Regions from separate parts of the Homo sapiens genome. Here region 2 is linked to region 1. The links are chromatin contacts, found by Hi-C or POLR2A ChIA-PET in ENCODE. All regions are on one chromosome and are shown on one strand. Each heading gives the region's core, a stretch centred on a gene start or an enhancer-like site at or near the end of the contact. The rest is flanking DNA. Distances are from core to core; before and after follow the strand shown.

Region 1 (6,377 bases), core at 2,231-4,730:
GCCATCAGTGTCTAAATCTGGCCCTTAACCTACTTGTCATGCCATGTGACCCATACTGTTTACTACCGTCTCAGTGGCCACAGGCAAAGCTTATTATTACACAAACCCCTGATCACCAAACCACACATTCTGGCTGGCGGGTCTGCTCGGAAGAAAAGCATTCCTGTTTCAGCCATGGCCTACCCTCTAGTTCACCTGTGCTGCTATAAACAAACCCAGGCCTGCTTGGAAACGGGCTTTAAACAATATTTTTAAATCCTATCATTTGGGTAAAGAAAGACACCATCGTAAAAACAACACTAACACAATAGTAAGATAAGAAATATTGACACATATTTACCAACCAGTGCCACGCCTGACCCAGAACCTTCTCACTTGAACACCAGGAATGGACTTAAAGGCTTTATGGCGTTCAGGCTTAGACTGCTAAGGTACGAGTTCAACCTGATTCATCAGATTAAGCTAAATACATACAGCCTTGGGTGTAGGTGGTATTTACATTAGGACTCCTCCCTCTCCTATAGAAACTGTTTCTCAAGCCCAACTTAGGGAGAGAGCAGCAGGCAGGAACAGGACGATCACAACCTTCATTTCTCATTAGTTTCTACAGGAGTTAAGGTTTCCAAAAGGCTGGTTCTCAGCACTAGGAGCTGGCACACCTAGCAACTTCTCAAAATAGAAATGCCATGGGGTTTCTCTTCCATTTCACTGTCAAGGCCTGGCTCTCCCAGTCTCATCTGATGTCAAGTCACCACAAACAAGGGGCATGGTGGTCTGGTGGTTCAAGGGCAGTTAACTCTCAATTATTTGGGGGCTGATGATGAAGAAGATGGTTTGTACTTCACCTCCCTGGTCATTGCACTACTCCACAGTATCCACCAGTTTCCCTGTTTGCAGTTTTGACAAAGAGAACCAGTGAGCAAGGAAGTTAGAGCTAACATAGCAGCTAAGACTTGCAATGTTTGAGGATTTTATCTGAACATGCTGTCTCCTGTTCTAGGGTTAACCACCATAGTCTACATTTTATTTGTTTTTGTTTTTTTTGTTTTTTTTTTTTTGAGACGGAGTCTCGCTGTGTCGCCCAGGCTGGAGTGCAGTGGCGCGATCTCGGCTCACTGCAAGCTCTGCCTCCCGGGTTCACGCCATTCTCCTGCCTCAGCCTCCCAAGTAGCTGGGACTACAGGCACCCGCCACAATACCCAGCTAATTTTTTGCATTTTTAGTAGAGATGGGGTTTCACCGTGTTAGCCAGGATGGTCTTGATCTCCTGACCTCGTGATCCGCCTGCCTCTGCCTCCCAAAGTGCTGGGATTACAGGCGTGAGCCACTGCGCCCGGCCAATAGTCTACATTTTAATGTGCTCTGATCTTTACAGTGATTTTCAAACTTTTTGATTCCATGACTCTTTTTTTTTTTTTTGGAGACAGAGTCTTGCTCTGTTGCCCAGGCTAGAGTGAGTGCAGTGGCATGATCACAGCTCACTGCAGCGTCGACCTTCTGGGCTCAAGCGATCCTCTGGCATCCACCTCCCAAGTAGCTGGGAACACAGGCACATGCCACCATGCCCAGCTAATTTTTTTGGTTTTCTTGTCAGTGTGTTGCCCAGGTTGATCTCAAACTCCTGGGCTCAAGCAGTCCTCCCACAGCAGCCTCCCAAAGTGCTGGGATTACAGGCATTACTTTGACTCTTTTGAACCTTACTAGTGCCATTGCTTTAAATTTTTTTATTTATTTGTATTCTTTTAGTTATGCCTCAGGATCTAACTTTTTTTTTAAACTACCTCTTCAGAATACCAAGATCAGCTCTTCTTTTGCCAAAAGTACTATAAAGAGATACCACAGTGCCATTTCTTCTCTCTTCAATGGCTCTCAATCTTTTTCTGCCTCCACGCTGTTCCTGTATGCAACGCGTTCCTGTTAATAACATCTCTAATGACACTGTAATGGTTCCCAAAAACCAAGGAAGAGGCATACCTTCCTCTTACTCTGCCTCTCGCTGCCCTGAGAATCACTAAAATAATTTACGCCCCCAATACAGACAGAGACTACAATGAATATTAATACAAGAAGTCTGCCAGAGAACTACCTGCTGGCTTCTTAAAATTACTGAATGCAAACCAGGTATGAAGACCCTAGTCATTGCCAGGAAGCATAGGAGGATCCTACTTTTAATGCCCATCGCTTTTAATGCCCAGAGCCACCCTGCAAGAGCTCAGGGGAGTCAGGGAACTTGATCTCCTCAGGTCACACCTAGGAAACAACTAGGTCTAGCGGATAAAGAACTCAAGCCCCTGGACTTTCGGATTCTAGTTTGGCTCTAGGTGACCCTGGCCTTGCCTCTCCGAACAATCTCCACATCTGCAAAATGAAAATGTTAAAACTGCCCCCTCCCTGCTTCCATCTTCCAAGATTACCTGCGGAATAACAACTATGTCACTAAAGCTGAGCGTCTTGGATAAATCATGAGAAAAAGATCCTTCTCTCCAATGCATACACCCACATAGCAGAAGGAAAACAGATTCCATAACGAGCTCCCTCCTTTTTTCCCTCAAGAGCCACCGAAAAACTCAGGAGAGAGGGTGGGATGTAGCAGCACGTGACCAAGGCAACGCCAAAGTTTAGCCCGCGGTGACACACCAATGAAAGAGCGGGGCTTTGCTTGCATCTGGCGCTGGGCAGCGGGCAGGGGCCGCATCGTGGCATGCTAGGAACCAGGAGACCTGGGCTCCAGGGGTGTGCGGTACAGGAACGAGGGCATTCCACAGGAGTCACTTTATCCGATGGCATGGATGGTGAGCTTCCGAGGAGCCTGAAAACGCTTCTGGAAAGGCGGAAAGAAAAAAAAGCCCGCTCCAAACTGCAAGATCAGGGATGGCTGCCAGGAGCCCCTCGGCCGGCTCCATCCAGCTGGGGACGGCCGCGCGAGGACCCCGGGCGGCTGCGGAGAGCGCGCGCAGGCGGGACAACGGTCTTTATTTAGGTCGGGGATGAGGACTCCCAGGGGCCTCGAAATAAATACTCAGGGCGTCGGCGTTGGGAGCCCTCTGGGCCAGGGCCTAGGCACGACAGACCTGGGGCAGGGATTCTTTGTTGGCGAGAGGCTTTATTTCTGGCGAGAGACCCCACAATGGACCAATCCAGGGCTGAGAGCAAGAGTCTGAAGACTCGGGGGAAGGCAATGGTCAAGAGCTGGAGACTAGAGCCAGTCCCTGGACTCCCCCTCAGGAGGCATCCCCTTAAGCCGTTCTCTGGGTGCAGACCCCAGACTCCCCTTTCCTTGGCCAAGAATCCAAAGGACGCGCAAGGCCGAGCCCCACGCCCCCTTGCTCCCCACTTTCGGGCCACGGGCCTTCTCGTACTTACCGGGGCCCCGGGGCTGGTCTTCCTCGCCCGCGTCCTCTCCCCTCCCAACCCCCTCCTCACTTCACGTCCCCTCCTCCGGGGGCCGCAGCCATGTCCGTTACTGGCAACTCTAAGGGGGCTTGCCTCCCTTCCGGGCAACAGAGGCGCCGGCCAGAGAGCTAAAGTTCAGGCCACCGATTGGTCAGGATTTGAGAATAGGGGGAATTCTGGCTTCTTATTGGCTACGCGGCGTGCTAGGCTGTAGCTGCAACCGCCCCTCTGGGAGCCTGGCGGAATTAGGTGCCGAGTGATGCGGCCGGGAGAGTGAAGAGCCACTGTCCTTTCCTGTGCGTAAAGCTCAGGCAGTTTCTAGTCCAGAAACCCTGACCAGAGGGCATGGCTTTACCTCCGATTCGTTTTCCTACAGAATTATTCTAAAAAGATAGACGGCGCGCCCCACCTTTTTTCCCTTTCTTTTTAAAATAAGCCCTTTGCAGAGCTCCCCGCCTCTCTTAAGTTCTTCTAAGCTCCCTCCTTGTTGCCTTGAACAAATGCCTAGAGGCTGCCCGCTCCGAGAGGCCTTGGAGGGACTCCCTCAGGACGAATATTGCGTCCAAACCAAATCTAGAAAATCTAAGGCAATACTGCAATTCCCCCCTCCCGCTTCCAGCTCGGCTGAAATCTAAAGGGAAAAACAAGTTAAATTTTTTTTCTAGGTAATTAGATAAATCGCCTGGGAGACCTCTCTTGGGAAAACAAAGCAAGCCTGTGTCAGTATTTACTTCTCTTTTCCCAGAGATCTAAGTCTGGAAGGCTTGTTTAAAAAAAACAAAAACAAAAAAACAAACAAAAACTTGTTTATATAATTGGGAAAGAGCTGAGGTTGGCCTTGTGAAGTAAGAGCCCCTTCCCACATTCATGAGTTTAATTACGTAATTAAAATCCCTTTCTCAGCTGGACAAGAAGATGGCATTTTAGTACCTAATCTTGTATGACCCAGTTTAGCTGTTGCCTAAAACGCCATAAGAATCATGTCACTAACCTGCACACAAAAACTGATAGTTCACCTTTGCAAATAGGTCCAAATCTTTCTGCCTGATGTTCAAAGTCCTTCATAAATTGACTCAGACATACGTTTCCAGGTCTAAGTCCCCACAGGCTAAACTATTCCTGCAGCCACATAGATTAACCACCATTCTTTAAACGTGACAGAGACCTTTCCACCTCTGCTCCTTCGTCACATGGTTGGTTCCCTACGCTTTGCTTTAAAGGTTCTTTTTTTCTTTTTTTTTTTGAGACGGAGTTTCGCTCTTGTCGCCTAGGCTGGAGGGCAATGGCTTGATCTCGGCTCACTGCAACCTTCACCTCCCGGGTTCAAGTGATTCTCTTGCCACGGCCTCCGGAGTAGCTGGGATTACAGGTGCCTGCCACCATACCCAGCTAATTTTTGTATTTTTAGTAGAGACAGGGTTTGAACATGTTGGCCAGGCTGGTCTCAAACTCCTGAGCTCAGGTGATCCACCTGCCTCGGCCTGCCAAAGTGCTGTGATTACAGGCGTGAGCCACCGCACCCAGCCTGACGGTTCTTTCTTATCAGTAAAGCCAGCATGCAAATAAATACTTAATCAACCTAAAGGCCCACCTCAAATGCTACCTTTCTTGACTTTTATTTTTTCTTGTATGTATGTACATATTTATTTATTTTTAGAGCAGGGTATCACTCTGTCACCCAGTCTGGCAAGTGCAGTGGTGCCATCATAGCTCACTGCAGCCTCGAACACCTGGGCTCAAGCAATCCTCCCACCTCAGCCTCCTGAGTAGCTAGGACTACAGGTGCGAACCACCACACCCAGCTAATTTTTTTATTTTTTATAGAGATGGGGTCTTGCTATGTTGCCCAGGTTAGTCTCAAACTCCTGGCCTCAAGCAATCCTCCTGCCTCAGCCTCCCAAAATGCTGGGATCGCAAGTGTGAGCCACCACTCCCAGCCTCTCCCTGGGTTTTAGTCATTGACTCTCTCTATATATAATGCTGGGCCTCCTTCTCTGTGTCTGCATTGCCACCTTTGCAAAAGTCTGCTTTATACAGCATTGCTCTTTTTGTAAGACCTCAAACTCCCTGCGGGCAGCTGGCTTATCTTAGCAGTTTCCACAGCACCTTACTTGCTGCCTTGTATCCATTAACATTTGTTGAATTGAGCTAGCAGGCTACCTATATATTACATCTTTCCACTTGACCCCTTAAGATCTAGTTGGCTGCCTTTGGAAGATTAACAAATGTAGCACAGTCACTTCACTTTGAACCTCTCAGCCCCCTCTGGCCACACTGGTTTTTCAGCTCCACTGGGTTTTATGAATATCACTCAATGAAATTGCACTGAATGCCTGCTAGTTTCAAGGGCTCTGCAACTCTCCATCTGCCTGACCACTTCCTCTGTCAGTCCCCTCAGCCATAAAATTTTGCTACATGAGTAAATCAAATCACTCAAGCCAGAACATGCCAATGTGCCCACTCTAAATTCACCCTGAATTAGCTTTGCAGATCTGAGGTCCCTTAACCAAGTCTTGTTGGTTGTCTAGCAACCCCAAGCAGCTATACCAATCCTTCTTCATTTTTCTGAAGCTTCCCGTGTCTTCAGATGAGTACCAAGATGAGTCTATTGAGAAGAAGACCAAGGCCTTCCCTTGGAGATTTCTCATCTACTTCATCCACTTCTCTTTCCCTTTCTATGTTCCTGCAGGAAGACAGCCTTTTCCTCCTTTTCCCCATCTGTGTTCTCAGTCCCTCCCCCTCCAGCCTTACATGCCATTTCCCTTAGCTCAGGAGTGTTCAATCTTTAGGCTTCCCTGGGCCATGTTGGAAGAAGAATTGTCTTGGGCCACACATAAACTACACTAACACTGCTGGGCACGGTGGCTCACGCCTGTAATCACAGCACTTTAGGGGGCTGAGGCGGGCAGATCATCTGAGGTCAGGAGTTCGAGACCAGCCCGGCCAATATGGTGAAACCCTGTTTCTACCAAAAAATACAAAAA
Region 2 (6,577 bases), core at 708-3,207, 220 kb after region 1:
TCAGGGGCATCCCCTGACAGGGCTCTGGGAGGAAGGGTGTGTGGAATTAGGAGCCCTGAGCGGGGCCCCAGTGTGACTGTTGGGGTGGGCAAAGAACCCTGAGTTGGAGGTACTCAGTGAAGTTCAGCGACCCTGAGGGCCCCAGGGCCATCCTCCCGGTGGACTCTGCCTCCTGCCCTGCACCCCGCCCCACAGGCCCCCCGCTTCTGCATCATGGACTGGAGCGCTCCATTCCCCTCTGGAGGCTGCCTGCAGAACAGCTTCTCCCGGCGCCTTCACCCATTGATGTCACTTGTCACCTGACCCCTCCTCAGGCAAGGCGGGGCTAGGGCTGCCTAGCTCAGAGCCTCTTCTCATCCTGTTTTCTTCTCTATTGTCAGGCCTCGCCGACCCAGCCCCTAATGTTCCTCCCAAAGAGTCAGCTGGGAACAGCCAGTGGCACCTGCTCCAGGTAGGGGCACAGGATCGGTGACAGCACTACTGTGCCAAGGACCTCCACTTTCCAGCGTCATGTCTCCTGGGCTGCAGTTAGCTGTCCTTCCCTCCAGAGCGTGCCAGCTGCAGCGGGGAACAATGAGTGCCTCCGGGGCTGTCTTCCGTGCAGTCCTTGGAGGGCTGCGCCCCGTTCCAGCGGCAGGCCCTCCCCACCCGCCCTCGGCTCACCACCCTTTCTGTTGTTCATAGAGGGAACAGTCCGACCTGGACTTCTTCAGCCCCAGGCCGGGGACCGCTGCCTGTGGCGCCTCCGATGCTCCTCTGCTCCAGCCCTCAGCCCCCTCCTCAAGCAGCTCCCAAGCTCCACTGCCGCCTCCCTTCCCAGCTCCTGTGGTCCCAGCCAGTGTTCCTGCCCCCAGTGCGGGCTCCTCCTTGTTTTCTACTGGAGTGGCCCCAGCCTTGGCCCCAAAAGTTGAGCCCGCAGTCCCTGGGCACCATGGCTTGGCGTTGGGCAACAGCGCGCTGCACCACCTGGATGCCCTCGATCAGCTTCTAGAAGAGGCCAAAGTGTAATGAGTGGGAGGAGATGTGGGGTTGCTGAGGGTTGGGCCTGAATGTGTCAGAACCAGAGCTAACTTTGAAGGGGTGGGGGTGCCTTGTAGTCCCATCAGTCAGGCTGGAAGGCAAGGGGTGGGCCTGGGTAAGAGCATGGTCAGGGGCCTTGGGTGAGAGTCCTGCAGCTCTGGCTGGCTCTCTGACGTGCTTTCCATCCTTCCCACCTCCCAGGACCTCGGGCTTGGTGAAACCCACTACCTCCCCTCTCATCCCCACCACCACCCCAGCCAGGCCCCTCCTGCCCTTCTCCACGGGGCCCGGCAGCCCGCTCTTCCAGCCACTGAGTTTCCAGTCCCAGGGCAGCCCCCCGAAGGGGCCTGAGCTCTCCCTGGCCAGCATCCACGTGCCCCTGGAATCGATCAAGCCTAGTAGGTGTTGGAGGATTGAGGTGGGTGGGGCGGTGGGGCCTATAGCCACGGAGCTGTAGGACATGCGACAGGGATGGATCCAGGCACTCTTTGCAGGGGGTCCCTTAAAGCCAGGCAGGCCTCCCTGCCTGCATTCTCAGTCTTAAGCTCCTCACTGAGCGCCTCTCCCAGATTCCGTTAGGAAGCACTGGACTCATCATGACCACGGAGTAGCCCTTTTCTCCTCACCGCCGGGGCTCTGTTGGGTGTCTCTGGTGCTGCTCCTCCCACACTCACGTCACGTTCTTACAGGCAGTGCCCTTCCTGTGACAGCCTACGATAAAAACGGCTTCCGCATCCTCTTCCACTTTGCCAAGGAGTGTCCCCCAGGACGACCTGACGTGCTGGTGGTGGTGGTGTCCATGCTGAACACGGCTCCCTTACCTGTCAAGAGCATCGTGCTGCAGGCTGCAGTGCCCAAGGTACCAGTGTCTCCCTGGGGCCAAAACGGCCTTATCTTGACCCTGTTGTGTAGAGGCCTTTGCAGCCAGCAGGTGGCAGTGTGTGTGTGCACTGCAGGTTCCATCTGGGGGCACCTACCAGTTCTCTTCAAAGGAGTTTCTCTCTCTTTAGTCAATGAAAGTGAAGTTGCAGCCACCTTCTGGGACAGAACTCTCTCCATTTAGCCCCATCCAGCCACCTGCAGCCATCACCCAGGTCATGTTGCTGGCCAATCCACTGAAGGTGAGCAGCAAAGAACCCAGGGGTCCCAGCCTGAGGCCCCAGCTGCCCCAGATTAGGACGTCAGGCCCACCACCTCCCAGCTGGAAGTGTTTTGACTGTAGGATTGACACATCCCTTTGCTGCCTTAGGTTAAGTGTCTGAGCATGGTTGGGGGTTGCGGGGAAAAGGGACCATTCCTCTAGCACAGAGAGGGTAGCAGAATAGAGGGCGTCCTGCCAAGGGGCCGCCTGGGCTGGATCTCACTTGCTGCCCTCTGTCACAGGAGAAGGTGCGGCTTCGGTATAAGCTGACCTTCGCCCTGGGGGAGCAGCTGAGCACAGAGGTGGGCGAGGTGGACCAGTTCCCTCCTGTGGAACAGTGGGGGAACCTATGACCCCAGAGGACGCTGTGATCTCCACCTTGAAGCCAGGCAGGCTGCCCTGAGACGAGGAGGGCTCTGGTCCCGTCACTCTCCATGCCCTGACAACAGTGCTTGTAGCTTTGATGTGGAACAGGGGCCCTGGGCATTTCTGCTGAGAACCAAACTGCTGCTGTGATAACCTCTCCTTTGGCCCCTAAAAGGACCTGTTTTTATCTACCTGTGTGACTTGAAGTGGCCATATGCTGTCAGGGGTGCGGAGTGGCCCCTGACTTCACTGCTGTCCCGGGAACATGGACCCCCAGGCTTGGCGTAGGTGTTTGCTTCCTTCTACTGGCATTCACTGAAGCCACTGGGGTGGGGGGTGGGGGGTGGGAGTCTCTAAAGAGAGACTGTCATGGGTCATTCCCCACAAGAGCCACATCCTCACACCTGACAGATGCACGGCCCAAGGGGCTGCAGCCCTGTTGCAATTCCATGCTTCCCCCGCCAACCAGCTCCTGCTGCCATCCCCAGGGAGGTGGCCCAGGAAGGTGCCTGGCCCAGAATAAGGAACTGGCATACTGCAAAGTCCCCAGCCCTGCCTCTGGTGGACAGCATCGTCCTGGAATGGCCACGGAGTGATGAGTTGTGTGCTTGTCCCTGGCAGTGGCAGGCTGTGTCCTATGGACATCTTGGCAGGACATGGAATTTGGCCTCATGACAGGCCCAACTAGGGATAGGAAGGAAAATGAAGAGAGCCAGTATTTCCCCTTCTCCAGAAGCAGGTACTCAGCTTTCTGGGAAAAGCGTGCCTCCAGCCGTGGGGACAGGCCATCCTACTGACTACCTCTTGCTTGGCATGAAATAAACTGCTATCCTCCCCTTGGAATCTACCGCCACTCTACATCCTACTGCTTTGGCCTCCCTCTCCTCTCACCAGATGGCATGTGGTGTGGCACCTGTGGCTGGACACAGGAGGCCTCAGGATCACAAATGTTACACTAGACATATGTCCTAATGTGCTGCCCAGAAACCTCAACTGTTCCCCAGCTACTGAGGGGCACTGTCAGCGAGATGTTGGGTCTGGAGGTGATGAGATCGGGCCACACTTGAGCTGAGTCACCAGACCCTATTGCTTCAACAGTGCTTGGCCCCCGCCAGCTTGTCCCAGCCACTCTAGCTGCTGGATGTGATCCTGGGACATGTACTCCAAGCCTCCGTCACAAAAAAAAAATCACCAGCTGCCATAGACACGGGGGAAGCTTGCGGAGCCCAGGTGAACAAGCTCAGCAATCGGACATCTCTGGGGAAAGGAAGGTGGCACAGACCATGTTCCCTGGTTCCTCCCTGCCCCTTGCCAGGCTTCCTTATTCCTTACTATGGGAAGAGGTCATATCCCTTCCCTGCCCCTCGCTGTCTTTAGCAAGCAGGTTTCACTGCTTCATTAGAAGAGGACAAGTCAAAAGTGAATCATTTTTCACTACTTAAGGAATAAATCCAAGAGCTTTCCAGAGACTGGCTGCTGCAGCCCTGGGAATGTCTGTGGAATTACTATGTGGAAATGGAACTTTGTGTTATGCTCTAGACATTACAGTTATTTGAGTGTTACTCGTTACTGTTGAGGTCAGTGCTTCGTGGCAAATGGCTGTACTGGATATCCCAGCTCTGCTGCCCTTGTTTTGCTGCATGTTAAATAAAACCATTTTCACTGTACTTGGAATCTTCCTAGTATAGACGCCATTCACCCTGATGGAGGAAAAGGTACCACCTATGAATTCTAGATATACATGAGGACAGCCTATGATAGAACTGCCCAAGGTTTTTGTTAAAAGTGCGGGTTCCTGTACGCTTATATTTTAAGGGAACTAAATAACCAAAATGTTAAGTGTTCCAGAAGAGGTGAGGCAAGATTTCAGAAGCACAAGTATACCACCAAGCGTTCTTGTTCAGACTTCCAAGACACTGCAGTCACCACAACTTTGGGGTTTTTTTTTTTTTTTTTTTTAAACAGAGATGGAGTCTCCCTATGTTGCCCAGGTTGGTCTCAAACTCCTGGGGTTGAGGGATCCTCCCAAAGTGCTGGGATTACAGGACGTGAGCCACTGCACCCGACCTGGGGGGTGATTTCTTATCTAAGGAGGCACAGGAAGACAGTTGCGTATCAGAACATAAAACAAGGCCGGGTGTGGTGGTTCACGCCTGTAATCCCAGCACTGTGAGAGGCCAAGGCGGGCAGATCACAAGGTCAGGAGTTTGAGATCAGTCTGGCCAACACAGTGAAACCCCATCTCTACTAAAAATACAAAAAAATTAGCTGGGTATGGTGTGCACTTATAATCCCAGCTACTTGGGAGGCTGAGGCAGGAGAATCACGTGAACCCTGGAGGCGGAGGTTGCAGTGAGCTGAGATCGTGCCATTGCACTCCAGGCCAGGCAACAGTGCAAGACTCCGTCTCAAAAAAAAAAGAACATAAAACAAGCATTTTTTAATCTCTTACCACCTCAGGTTCAGACTAGACAGATAAAAAATTCCCTGGGTGGACTCTAAGAACCTACATTTGCAAAACAACATTTATTCTTTTAAAAAAATCTATATACATTGCCATACAAAGATACCACATTGAAGCAGTTCTCAGGAACCTTCCAGTGAGCCTTCTCTTATAATTGCCCGAGCAAGATTTCGTGCCAGAGAAAGTCTCAGCATTTCCACCTTGGTGGTCTCTATGTCATCATCCTGCAAAGCAGAGAGCGCCAGCATGAGCTAAGAGCAGGAAGGAGCCCTTTCACACTCCCGAAGGGTCTAGCTAATCCAAAGGTAGAGGGCACTTAACATTCATAGTAGCTTCCAGCAAATTATCGATGTAAAAGAAAGCAATACCAAAGGGCCATACTGGAAATGATGAACAGCAAAGAACAAAATGTAGAGATGAGAACACTAGAATCCCTGATTTTCTCCTAAAAGAAGGTGGTGTGTGAATTACACAGGTTAAGGGGAACAGAGGCACATGTGTCCATAGGAGCCAGTGTTTCTGGAGGGAAGGGGAAGCCTGAGATAGAGGGAGCCTTTTCCCACCTCCATGTGGAACCATCAACCCAAAAGTGAAAATGACCTGGAGCTGCTCGGTATCAGATTCTCCATGCACAGGTCTTCTTGACGTCAAGTCCTCCAGACACCGCATCAACTCATAAGTCTGTTCTGCTGAGAAAATCACCTAGGGAAGAGAGCCTGCCTTGCTTGGCTGCCCCCAGCCCTGGCCTGCATTGGTTGGGGCAGGGGCCCATGTTCGGACGTTCTTCCTTTCATACCCTTCGCAATAGTGTGCTTTGTATACGAATACCTCATTTCAAATCAAGCAGTGTTTGTTTCCTGTGTGAGTCTGGAATCCCAGAGAGGGCGCTAAGGGGAATACACGCGCACAGGCAGAACGACAAAGGAGGAAACACGCACATCGGCAACAGCTATACAACTAAGCTCTAGCAGGGACTGACAAGCAAAGAAAACCACTGCTGCTGCAACCTTCACCTGTTTCTGTTCCAAAAGGGGCAAGGCGTCTGTCAGCAGAGTCATCCAGAAAGACCGAGGGGCAATCCGAGACGTCATCAAGGACAGAAGGAGAGAAGCTGCGTCGGCAAAACGCTTCTCCCCGTACATACGGTGGAACTCGCGATACTTTCCTATGGCGAAACAAGAGCACTGAGTAACCTGCATATTCCCCCAAATTGCCCAAGTGACACCTACAAAAGTCACCCTGGCCCTAAACAGGAGAAGAAAAACCTCAGACCAGCCACTCCACAAAGCAGGAGATTTTTTTCTGTCTCCAAACTCATAGGTCCCAATGAGATGCAGACCAAGAGCATTCAAAACAGACTTGGAAGAACTCCGAAGAGCCAAATCTGGGGAAACATCAGAGTCAAAATACATAACAAGAGTCATGGATTAAAAGAGATTGACTAGGCCAGGCGTGGTGGCTCATGCCTATGCCTGTAACCCCAGCACTTTGGGAGGCCGAGTCAGGTGGATCACCTGAGGTCAGGAGTTTGAGACCAACCTGGCCAACATGGTGAAACCCCATTTCTACTAAAAATACAAAAATTA

What was found. A loop is a pair of places that touch in the nucleus more often than their neighbours do. ChIA-PET counts read pairs that join two places held with the same protein, here RNA polymerase II (POLR2A). Pooled maps may share reads with other maps.
Region 2: a loop to region 1 is called in a pooled map, with 2.4 times the contacts of the local background. The contact joins the enhancer-like site here to the promoter of TMEM94 in region 1. A Hi-C loop is called at or near these places in 2 of 50 pooled maps. POLR2A ChIA-PET finds 5 or more read pairs at or near these places in 8 of 52 experiments (H1, OCI-LY7, Panc1 and 3 more).

The regions. Positions count from the first base shown.
Region 1 is chr17:75,453,738-75,460,114 of GRCh38, reverse strand. It overlaps TMEM94 (transmembrane protein 94), which reads right to left and starts at 3,480. Exons shown (of 32, transcript NM_014738.6): 1 at 3,364-3,480. RefSeq lists silencers at 181-230, 3,424-3,583 and an enhancer at 3,734-3,783.
Region 2 is chr17:75,234,216-75,240,792 of GRCh38, reverse strand. GGA3 (golgi associated, gamma adaptin ear containing, ARF binding protein 3) reads left to right here. Exons shown (of 17, transcript NM_138619.4): 12 at 381-451; 13 at 685-1,004; 14 at 1,222-1,418; 15 at 1,710-1,879; 16 at 2,031-2,141; 17 at 2,404-4,194. The coding sequence ends at 2,514. NUP85 (nucleoporin 85) reads right to left here. Exons shown (of 19, transcript NM_024844.5): 17 at 6,005-6,156; 18 at 5,592-5,693; 19 at 5,035-5,215. The coding sequence ends at 5,114. Among named protein-coding and RNA genes, the nearest start is that of GGA3, 24 kb to the left of the region's middle. RefSeq lists silencers at 1-145, 5,979-6,142. Within about 2 kb of position 1,957, at least 7 of the 41 ENCODE cell types and tissues checked have a DNase peak (open chromatin) inside an H3K27ac peak, as active enhancers do.